Regions from separate parts of the Homo sapiens genome. Here region 2 is linked to region 1. The links are chromatin contacts, found by Hi-C in ENCODE. All regions are on one chromosome and are shown on one strand. Each heading gives the region's core, a stretch centred on a gene start or an enhancer-like site at or near the end of the contact. The rest is flanking DNA. Distances are from core to core; before and after follow the strand shown.

The links. Hi-C counts contacts between places; a loop is a spot of excess contacts on that map. Pooled maps may share reads with other maps.
Region 2: a loop to region 1 is called in a pooled map, with 7 times the contacts of the local background. The contact joins two enhancer-like sites. A Hi-C loop is called at or near these places in 2 of 37 single-sample maps with no recorded cell type and 3 of 50 pooled maps.

The regions. Positions count from the first base shown.
Region 1 is chr7:7,317,890-7,323,979 of GRCh38, reverse strand. The region is part of intron 1 of LOC107986764 (a long non-coding RNA gene); the gene reads right to left. Among named protein-coding and RNA genes, the nearest start is that of LINC03016, 66 kb to the right of the region's middle. RefSeq lists enhancers at 2,187-2,236, 2,287-2,386. Within about 2 kb of position 2,061, at least 3 of the 41 ENCODE cell types and tissues checked have a DNase peak (open chromatin) inside an H3K27ac peak, as active enhancers do.
Region 2 is chr7:7,759,373-7,764,875 of GRCh38, reverse strand. All of the region lies in intron 2 of UMAD1 (UBAP1-MVB12-associated (UMA) domain containing 1), which reads right to left. Among named protein-coding and RNA genes, the nearest start is that of RPA3, 44 kb to the right of the region's middle. Within about 2 kb of position 2,440, at least 10 of the 41 ENCODE cell types and tissues checked have a DNase peak (open chromatin) inside an H3K27ac peak, as active enhancers do.

The sequences.
Region 1 (6,090 bases), core at 812-3,311:
TGAGGAAAATAAATGCCTTCAAGATCTTTGGGAACTAGGAAGAGAATTCTGGATGGGGAAGAAAAGAATGTATGCTTCCCCAATCTTTGATTTTCTCCTCAGCTGTTGAAGCCCCACAGAGCAAGGCTGAGGGAGGAATTCCTCAATTTCCAACATTATGCTCCAGTATCCTCCCTCCAGGCCCAATACACAATACATTCTCCCACAGCTACCACTGTGGCCATTATTCATCTAAATTAGATTGAGCCCCTCTCCTACAACGAATCATTCCATGGCCTCTCATAAAACCTGCAAGACAAGGCTCAATGTGACTTGGCTCCTGCCGCCTACCTGAGTCTTTCATACGCCTCCCACTTCAGCTCCCGTGAACTCCAGCCACACTGGCAACCTTTCTCTGCCTCCACAGTCAAGGCTCTTTCCCACCTCAGAGTGTTTGTACTTGCTCTTCCCTCACCCTAGAAAGCCCTTTCACAGCTCTTTGCATGACTGGTTCACTCTTCACCTCTCAGATCTCAGCTCAAACGTGACGAGCTCCTGCAGTGACTCTTTACCACAATGTTTATTTATTTACTTTTTACTATCTCTTCTGAGAGCAAGTGCCTTATATGTCTTGCTCACTATATCCCAGAATTTAGTATGGTGTTTTGTGTATAACAGGTGCTCCAATGAATTTGTATCAGTTGAATGGGTGAATAAAAAATTCTCAGTTAACAGGGGGAGATAGGATGGGGGCAGGGATAGGATGGGAGAAGGGTAGGATCTTCAGGCCTATGTTTGATGGTGGTGATCTGAAACATTACTGCCTCATTCTTCTCCCAGTAGGGCCATCCTTTCCCTCTCTCCTATTGTCTCTAGTCCCTTTACCTATTTTTCTGAGCCCAAGGTAACATCAGCAGCTGGTACAAAGTTCAGGCATAGAAATGAAGCAGGTTCCAAGGTTCTATAGGAGAAGAAAAGTACCTTTTTCTCTGCTCACCCTAGGTTAATGGCTGAGACTCCTATACGAAGAAAAAAGCAACACATTTATTTAATATGAGTTTTACTAAAGCTGAGTATAAGTTTTATTAAATCTGAGTGTATTTTATGGTAGGTTTGAGGAAGAGTGAATAATGGGGAGGAAATGTGATAGGATGAAGGAATGGCATGATCGAATGGTAATAAACTGGCACAAGGTGTCATATTTTGGGGGGGGGGGTAGCATGTCCCAAACCCCGTCAGTTCTCTGATATAAAGGAATTGGCAAGTCCTCTGTGACCTTAAAATATCTATTCCATCTACTTGCCACTTATCTGAAGTCCTTCCATTAGGTTGACCAGTTATGCCTTTGAGCTAAGACACTGCCTCCTGGGGCCTCTTTTTCGAAGTGGAAAGAGCTCTGGGCAGGGTTTGACAAGAAAAGCTGTCACAAGCTCCCAACCATGAACCCACAGAGCATGCCTGCAAGCTGCTTTGTCCCGGGGACTCCATGATATTGCTTGGGACTGAACCATAACCACGTGGCTCTCCTTTACCAGATATAGAAAGACCCAAGAGCCCACCATTCCTCCCCTAATGATAAGAAAAAACCCAATAAGTTACAACATCGTTGTATAAAAAAACCAAAATGTTTGAACTGTAGGGTAAAAATAATAACCCTCAACAGGTTCTTATTGAAACTGACCCCTGTTACAAAAGACAAATTCAGAAGAGAAAAACAAACAGAAGTTTATTAACATGTATATTTCATATATACATGTCTTTGTAAATCTACATCCTGCTTTTAGGAAAAAAGAGGAAAGGCAGAGAGTGTGCCTGCGTCCATTTCCTGTTAATGGCCTTCAGCTCAACATTCCTTCATATTTTTGGGAGGCATATGCTGATATCCCACAGAAGTAAATGGTAAACAGAACCCAGCTGGGGCTATGACAGAGCCCAGAGCCAACTCAGCTACATTGATCAAACTGACTGGGCTCCTACACAAGTGGCCCCAGCTGAAGCTGTCAACCAACTTTAAGCGTTTCGCCCCAGTGAACTTGTTGTGGAAGTCTTCTCTTTCACAGTGTGAGAATGACAGGGCTGGATCAGACAATAGCCCCGAGCATGACTAACCTGCCCTGGGTGTGTTTTCGGTCATGCAAATATGAACATTGACATTGACATAAGCAGTTCTGCCCGGGCCAGGACTGTTCTTCCTCTGTGTCTCAAATTCCTTTGGAGGGTTTCCAGCAGGAAAATCACTGGACCCTGAATTGACACTACTCTTAACCAGCACATTCTGTGCTGGCATTTTAGATCTAACTATCAGTGTTTGTAGATGACACTTTGAAAGTCATTCTCTTTGAGAGGCAACACTTTCCCCCGTCTTTCCTCCTCTTAGACTTTTCATTTCTCCTTTGCCTTCCTTTAACCCTCTACAACACACACACATACCCTCTGCCTGGGTTCCAAAGCTAGCCTCACTGACCCGAGGCATGGGTCTTGAGCCAGGCAGTCAGTTCTCATCCACGTTGACCTGCACGATTCTGCCAGCCCACTCTCTAGGGGGCTGGGGGGTTCCACCAGTGTCTCCAGCAGTTATGGCTGAAGTCTTATGCGAACCCACACTTGTACAAGTTACCCACAATGTTGAAATACTTTTAGACTTTGTAATTCAAATTTAGGCCTTTAAATGTGTCAAGCCTACTTTTCACTTATGATCAAAAATTTTGCTTTTGTGTTTTCTTGCTTTACCAGGCAGTCACTAAAAGGAATGAAGCCTTCCATTTTTGGAGATCAAGTTTTGTAGGAGCTTATTTTTATTGTAGTTCATGGATTTTTTTTTTTTTTTTTTTTTTTCTTTTTACAGTCTTGATTTCATCCAGGCTCAAGCAGCATGACCGGAGCAATTCATTGATAACCAACAAGAGAATTAATTGTAAGGAAAAAATGTAAAGTCATAAAAGAAGGTCAAGGGTTGGTCCTTCTAACACAGCCATTTTACAGGCAAAGAAAGCCAAGTTTAAAGATTGTTCAAGCAACATGACCAAGGCATACCGCTGTATAGGACTAGCAGAGATGGCCCAGGAATCATGGCCTGCCATCTCCAACCCCACGTTATTTCTGTTTTGTGGGATGACAGGAGTGCTTTGGCCAGGAGAGCCATGGGTAAAGACCACACAACTAGCATTGTCACTTGGGATTATGTTCAGTTGTCACATAACAGAAAACAAATGCATCACAGTATCTTAAACAAATTGGGGATATGTATTTTTTTCCATGAAAAAAGAATCAAAAGGTAAATAGTTCAGGACTGTCCTGGAGGCTCCACACCATGATGGAATAATTCAGGTTCCTTCCAGCTTCCCTGCTCACCTTCATTAGGAAGTATCCATAGTCTTCCTGTTGTCAGGATGTATTTCCAGTTGTCACATCCATGTTCCAGGCGGAACAAAAAGGATGAGCTAAGGGAAGCAAGCTCTCATTGCCACTGAGTTACTCCCTTTTAAAGAACTTTCCAAATTCCGCGCTCTATGCCTTCTGTTTACTTCTCACTGGCTAGGCCTGTGCCATATGGTTATTTCTAGCTTCAGAGGAGGTGGATATGTGAGCACTCTGGATAAAAGTAGGGTCTATGAGTAGGGAAGAGGGAAAAAATATTCTATAGGCAATAGTAGTCTCCCCAAACTGGGGAAGACTGGCCCTAAGAGCCACTAGGAATAAATCTATTCTATCGAATGAGAGGAAACAGGGAGGAGAGGAGCCAAATGCAGTGGAAAATCCTTAGGTTTAATTCTACTTAATTGCTTGGCAGCCTTTGAAACAGTTGATCCCTCCCTCTTTCTTTTTTTTTTTTTTGAGATGGAGTCTCACTCTGCCATCCAGGCTGGAAAGCAGTGGTATGATCTCGGCTCACTGTAGCCTCCGCATTCTTGCCTCAGCTTACTGAGTAGCTGGGATTACAGGTGCATGCCACCACGCCCAGCTAATTTTTGTATTTTTAGTAGACGGCGTTTCACCATTTTGGCCAGGCTGGTCTCAAACTCCTGACCTCAGGTGATCCGCCCATCTCGGCCTTCTAAAGCTGAGGTTACAGGCATTAGCCACTGTGCCTGGCCCCTCCCTCCTTCTTAAGTGCCTATTTTTTTCCTTGGTTTCCAGGAAATCATCTGGTTTTCTCCTGCAGTACTGGCCATTTCTTCCCAGTCCTGGCTACATCGTCTTTCCCTTCCTGACCTCTAGCACCAGAGAAACCTAGGATGTAGGTCTCAGATGGCTTCTCAATCTATGTTTTCTTCCTGGAGCTCTCATCCAGCCCCACGGCTTTACATACTTTTTTTTTTTTTTTTTTTTTTTTTTTTGAGATGGAGTCTCACTCTGTCACCCAGGCTGGAGTGCAGTGGCGCAATCTTGGCTCACTGCAACCTCCGCCTCCTGGGTTCGAGCAATTCTCTGCCTTAGCCTCCCAAGTAGCTGGGATTACAGGTGCCCACCACCACACCCGGCTAATTTTTGTATTTTTAGTAGAGACAAAGTTTCACCATCTTGGCCAGGCTGGTCTTGAACTCCTGACCTTGTGATCCACCCGCCTCGGCCTCCCAAAGTGCTAGGATTATAGGTGTGAGCCACTGCGCCCAGCCTATATACTTCTTATATGCCCCAATTTTTATCTCTAGCCATGTCTTCAACCTTCTAGTCTCATTTTACTGTCTGCCTGAAATCTCTACTTAGCTGTTTAATCGGCCTCTCAATACTAATGTGTTAAAAGCCAAATTTTTAATTTAGCCCCAAACGGATTCCTCCGCCACTGTAATTCATCTCCATAATATGATTACTATTTACAGGTTCATGCCAAAAGCCTCAGTGTCATCCTTGACTTTTTTCGTTTTCTCTCATCCCAATGCAAGCCCTTCAAACTATCTCCAGAATCTGACCACCTCTCACCCCGTCCGGTACTGCATTCCTGGCCCAAGCCACTGTCATATCATCTCTTGCCGGGCCTGTGCCTCCTAACTGCTCTCCTTGTTTCCATTCCTGCCCTTCTGCATTCAATTCCTCACACTACAGCCAGAGTGAGCCTTCTAAAATGGAAGTCAATCAGAACAAGGATCTCTGAGGAATACAATTAAAAAGAAAAAAGAATGGAGTGCAATCCCATTCCCTGCAAGAATGTTATGTGTCACACCTTATCAGACCACATATGTGAGTTATTGGCCTTAACTACTGGACTCCAAAACACATACATACCCAAGGTTTTGACAGAAGTTTGACAGCTCAGGCTGTGGGAGGGCTCATCTCTGTCAACATCTGAGCCATCTCTGTCAACATCTGAGCCTTCCCCATCTACGCTGTCACTGCTCTCTAGCATTGAGGAACCTTGCATGTTCCATGGATCTCCCCTGTGTTGGTCAGGCTGTGTCTCCCAAGAACCTCTTAGAGAAAGGGATGTCTCAAAACTGATCAGACTTTACATCCACAAAGGCCTGTTTCCATCCTAACTGAGCAACTAGACTATGAGAATTCAACTCTAAATGAAATTGGAACTCACTGATTATAGGGTTAACATACCTCATCTATTTGAGAGTATTCCCTGTGAGATTTGTTCTAAAAAAAACTATTTGTGTAACAATAAATGTGATTTGTGAAGTCATACTTTAATCATCTCTTTATTTTAATCATACGAAATAGTCCTCTTGAAGACTGGCATCTGGCTTATAAGATCTTCCTTATCCTATCTGTGTCTCCATTCTTTCCCTTGTTCATACTTCTCCAGCGACACGGGCCCACGTGCTGTTTCTTAAATACACCAGGCATATTGCTGCAAAGAACTTTGCGTTGCTGTTTCCTGTTCCTGGAATGCTTTGCCCTATGATCTCCACATTGCTCTTTCCCTCGGTTGATTCAGGTCTTGCCTCCAATGTTGTCTCTTCAGAAAAGTCTTCCCTGATGACCATCTGTCAGGCCTACTGTTCTTCACCCCCTGACTCAGCATGATTTTATTTTCATAGCACCTATCACTGTCTAATATTATGGCACATATTGGTTAACTTATTTTTTTTGGCATGTCTTTTCCATGAGAATGTACACTCAATGAAAGCAGGGATTTAATTTTGTATAACACTTTATCCCCAGTGC
Region 2 (5,503 bases), core at 1,191-3,690, 440 kb before region 1:
GCAGGCCAGTTTTGGAGATCAGAAGTAAAGCAGTCAAAGAAATTCTAGAAGCCAAGATCAAAAAGGGTGCTTAGAGAAAGGGCAGGGTACCTTGCCAAGACATAAGAATGGTTCTTGAGTATATGCACTGAATCACATATTGTAAACAAGGGGCAGAGTAATTGGACCAGTATAGACAACATTAAAAATATGACCTCATTGTTAAAACACACTGCTTCCAATCAATTCCGGCACTGTTACCTAATGGAGTTCCTCATACAGTCCAAACTTACCTCAAGTGATCCAGCTCCCATCACTGCCTTAAGATGTTATTTCACTATCTGCATAATTGGCCTAGGTATTGAGAACTGCCTATGAACAAGTTCACACTACTCTCACCTTCCACAGTCTCAGCTTCATCTAAACAAATTTGTCTTCCAACAAGTTGCTTATATCCACTGTATAACTTCATATTGCCTTACTACTTAACCGAAGCAAAGATATTTTATTTTTTAAAATTATTTTTATTACATTAAATTCTCCCCTATTCTAAGAACTGCAGCTTCTATTCTTTCAGCACTCAATATATTGATAGCTATGGGTCTGGACATTCTTAAGTTGATATAAGACAAATGTGGTCTTAACACTGACATTTGTAAGAGATTTCTGCTTCCCTGCTTTATTGTAATGAGCTTGCAAGATGACCCCCCAGATGGCAACAGCTCTGTGACTGCCGTATCACACCGCAACCTCATATCTGCTTTGCTGTCTGATAGCACCTGACTCCCTTTCACTACTACTAAGCATTGTCTCTCATTAAATATCTATTTCAGATTATTTGCTCTTACATGTATTAGCTTGCATTTTCTTAGGCTGAATCTCACTATTTCCTGTGATATTTCTAAACCTTTTTGGTATCTTCTTTTCTACTGCTATTTGAGATGCTTCCCAATTTACTATCATTTCTAAAACTAGTTGACATACTTCATTTCCAATTTTAGATTTTTAATGAAAATGCAAAGGAAAACCAGATAATGTATCTTCCTAGAGGCTGTATTATTTCATCTCAGAATGAATTTAAGTAAAAGCTGTAAATCATTATGCTATTAAGTCAAGTAAACCTGAACTGTTTACTTATTACATAAATCACTCTACTATTTTTGTAACTAATTTTGCAGTTTTAGTAGAGATGGGGTTTCTCCATGTTGGTCAGGCTGGTCTCAAACTCCTGACCTCAGGTGATCTGCCAGCCTCAGCCTCCCAAAGTGCTGGGATTACAGGCGTAAGCCACCACGCCCGGCCTAAATTTCAATCTTAAATATATTTAAATTTTTAAAATTCAAACGTCTTTGTTACTCCAATGACTGGAAAAATGTCATTGGCTTTGCATGTTCTCATTTATAAATGAGAGCTAAACATTGAGCACACATGGACATAAACACAGGAATGACAGACACTGTGGTCTACTGGGGGTGGAGGAGGGAGGAGAATGTGGGCTGAAGAACCACTTATTGAGTACTAGGGTCACTACCCAGGTGATGGGATCCATACCCCAAACCTTAGCATTATGCAATAGTCCCATATAACAAACTTGCGCATGCACCCCTTGTATCTAAAATACAGGCTAAAATTTAATTGAAGAAAAATTAATAAAGAAATAATTTTAAAATGTCATTGGCTTTAATTAAATAAAAAGCACTTCAATTAAATATCAATTATCCATATTTAATATTTTAAATACTACCTATGTTTATGACAGTAATATACATTTTTCCCTACTAGGCTGTTTATAACTTGTATCCTATGCTCAAAACATTTAAAAATATAATTTGGCTAGAGAATTTCAGGATATTTATTTCCTAAATACTAGGTTTCCATAAACATAAAACTCCTGTTTTATATCATTGTTTATTTAATATCACTCTGATATTCTCTATTTTCGTTTAAGAGTGCCGGCTTAAAAGCATTTAAAACAATCAAACCTGCTAAAATTAATGTTATTCAATGCATTTTAAATTAAATCCATTAAATCTTACATATATGTAATGTGCTTTCAACTCATGAAGCCTTCGACGAAAACAAATTCTAATCCAGCCCAGGAAAGTGAAGAGTTAAGTGTGCAATTTAGGAAAGAAATATGGCAAGTCCATATATGTGACTCAGTCTTCGAGTGATGTTTATATCACTCTAAGACAGGGAATCCTGTCTCTGTCTGCACTATATTATGATCCTTGTCATCGCCTGCCCTGGAGCAGTTGCATATGCATCTACTTCTCCCACTAAGCAAGTCTCTCTTGAAGGGCAGAAGCAAACGAAACCTTTGTAATTTCCATGAGGCATCCCATAGCAATTTGCACAAAGCAGTCACACAATCAATGTTAAGTTATCAGAAGAGCAAAGTTCTTGACTTTGCCTTAACACACAAGACCCACGAAAAATGAAAGGAAAAGTAACTTACACACATGGGGTGGGGTTAGTGGTAGTGGTGGTAAGAATGTTAGCAAGAAACCTCGAATGAAAATATTAAAATGTGTTGTGACTTAATCAGTCACTGATGTACTTAAACAAGAGTCAAGATTTTTTTTTAAGTAACTTTTCATACTTCCCAAGTTAGAAGCTGGGGAAGCTTCATTATTTTGTTTGAAAGTTCTCCGAATTAGACACACCCATATGACACAGCCAATGTAAATAATTTGTTCTCCTGGTGTTGCCACTGCTGAACAATGATGAACGGATCAACAGTACAGATATTCCCCAAGGAAGAGTGACCTACTGTGTAAAAAATACATCCCGAAACAAGGAACTGTATTTAGGATAGGTTTCTACTTTCTGAATTCTGGCACGCCCTTAGTCCCTAACTGCCTATGAATCAGTCTCCTGAAAAACCTGCAACTGATCTTTCAAAAGCAATGCAATTCAATTAAACAAACATTTATTGAGCGCCCACTGTATAAAAAAGCACAAGAATGGAAACTGAGGGAAAAGGGCCTGCAAAGGAGACGGATAAGAAGCAACGTTCAGAATAGAAAGAAAAGATACAGAAGAGAGGGGTGTATGGAATACAAAAGAGGAACTGGTCAACATTCTCAGATGTCACAAGGGGGGAGAGCTGAGATTCTAGAAGAAAAGGTATCAAAATTCTTACTAAGTAAATGCAAACAATTGGGATCAATAAATAATAAGATGAGTGTCTTTCCATGTAAAGAATGATTCTGCCTTATAAATCTATTCCCCAATAATAAGTTCTAGTTCTATTAATGTCACTACTAACCTCCCTACCATCCAAACTTGAGATTTCTTCCTTTTCCTTTTAATAAGAAATGTGATCCGTTACCAAGTCCTATTACTCGCACCCACAAAATTTGTGTACTGCACAAGGATGTGAAAAGGAGAGGAGCATTGAAACCAAAGACATATCTTTAATAATTTTCCAGCAGATGGCAGTCAAGTGTCTTATTCTAATAAACATATTACAACAATTTTCTAACAGATGGAAGTAAAATGTCTTAAAGAAGTGGTACTTTTTTTTTTTTAGTTAGGTCTCACTTTTATCACCCAGGATGGAGTACAGTGACACGATCACAGCTCACTGTATCCTTGACCTCCTGGACTCTGGTGAGTCTCCTAAATCAGCCTCCCGAGTAGCTGGGACCACAGGCACATACCACCATATTGGCTAATTTTTTGTATATTTTGTAGAGACAGGGTTTTACCGTGTTGTCTGAGCTGAACTTGAATTCCTGGGCTCAAGCAATCTGCCCACCTTGGCCTCCCAAAGTACTAGGATTACAGGCGTCAGCCACCGTGCCCAGCTGGGGTGACCTTTTCATAATTCACAAAATGCACTAAGCAGGTCAGTGGTGGTCCTGCCCACAGTATTTCCTATCTATTTTCCAGCCTTCATTCTGGCTGCAGCTACCACAGATCTGATTCACATAGTATCTTGCAATAGCTTCCAAAATGATCCCCTAATTTCTCCATACTTCAGTCCATCCCACAAGCATTTGAAAAAATTCCCAAAAGTGCTGTTTTGCTAGTAAAACTTTTCAAAAAATCTTCAGTGGTACTGTTATTTTCTTCAATCTCACATTCAAGGCCCTTCATAGCATGTCCTTAACCTTCTCTTTTAGTCTATTCTTTCACTGTGCCCAGGAGGTGCCCTACTCCTAGCTGAACCTAATTACTCTCTACCTTACATATGTCCTGTCCTTCCCTGCCTTGCTATCTTTGTTCATGTCATTTCCTCTGCCTTGAATGCTATCCAAACTCAGTCTTCCTGCCATAAGTGCTAAATTACATTCAGTAGTATATTCTGGGGAGAGGTTTTTGGATGACTTAATATTGTCTTCAGCAAGCATCTAAAGAAAAATCCCCTCACTTTGGCTTTGGTTGGTATTCCAGTTATCTATTGGTGTATAATAAACTACTTATAACTCAAGACAATTATTATTATTATTATTATTATTATTATTATTATTATTATTTTGTATTTTTTTGTATTTTTAGTAGAGACAGGGTTTCACCGTGTTAGCCAGGATGGTTATTTGTATTATATCTCACAGCTCTGTGAGTCAAAAATTCGGGCAGAGCTTGAGCATTTCTTCTGTTCTGTGTAGTGATGTTAGAGGTTGCTCTAGGGTACTGGTAGTCAGAAAACAGTTGAAGGACAACTTCACTCACATTTGGTAGAATGGCTAGAAAGTTGGGTTCAGCTGGGAACGTCAACCAGATCATCTATACACATGCCTCTACAGCATGATGGCCTCAAGCTGGTTGGACTTCTTAAATGGTGGCTCCGGGCTCCAAGAGCAAGTGTTCCAGAAAACAAAGCAGAAGTCACATGGCCTTTTGCAACTGACCCTTGTAAGCCAGGGTCTCTTTGGCCATATTCTATTGACTGAGGCAGTCATCAGCTCGTCTAGATTCAAGAGGAGGGGGCGTCGACACAACTTTTCAATGGGAGAGTGTCAAAGAATATGCAGCCATGTTTTAACACTGCCTAAGTTAGGGAAGAAGGGGGATAATATGGCAGACTGTCTCCCAGAAAGTCTGAGCCACTTCTCTTACTGTTCCCTGAATATGTCATGGTCTTATACTTTTTCCCCTCGTATATCTTTCCTCTGCCTGGAAAGCATCTCCATTCCTCCTTCTTCCCTACAAGCATGTCTAATTGTCATACACCTTTAAGGTCTTCATCCCTAAAGGACCAGCTTAAATTTCCCTTCCTCCAAGACTCCTTCCTAGATCCTTTCAGTCAGTTTTAATCTCGTTTCAGGTTCCCTGGTACTTTTTTCTTCATGATAGTACTTTTCCCATTTACAATTTTACATTAGATTTTCATTTATGTACGAAGCAAAAAAGAGAGAAAGGCAAAAAGAAAAATAGAATGCTGTAAGCCCCGTGGCCTTGTAAATTCTCAGTCAAGTTTAAAGAGGGCGCAAAATGCTCGATGTAACCGGACTCTTATGGAATCAAGTAGAGGGCCTGAGTCCTCTGTCCAGGCTGATGCCGGATGAAGGTGACC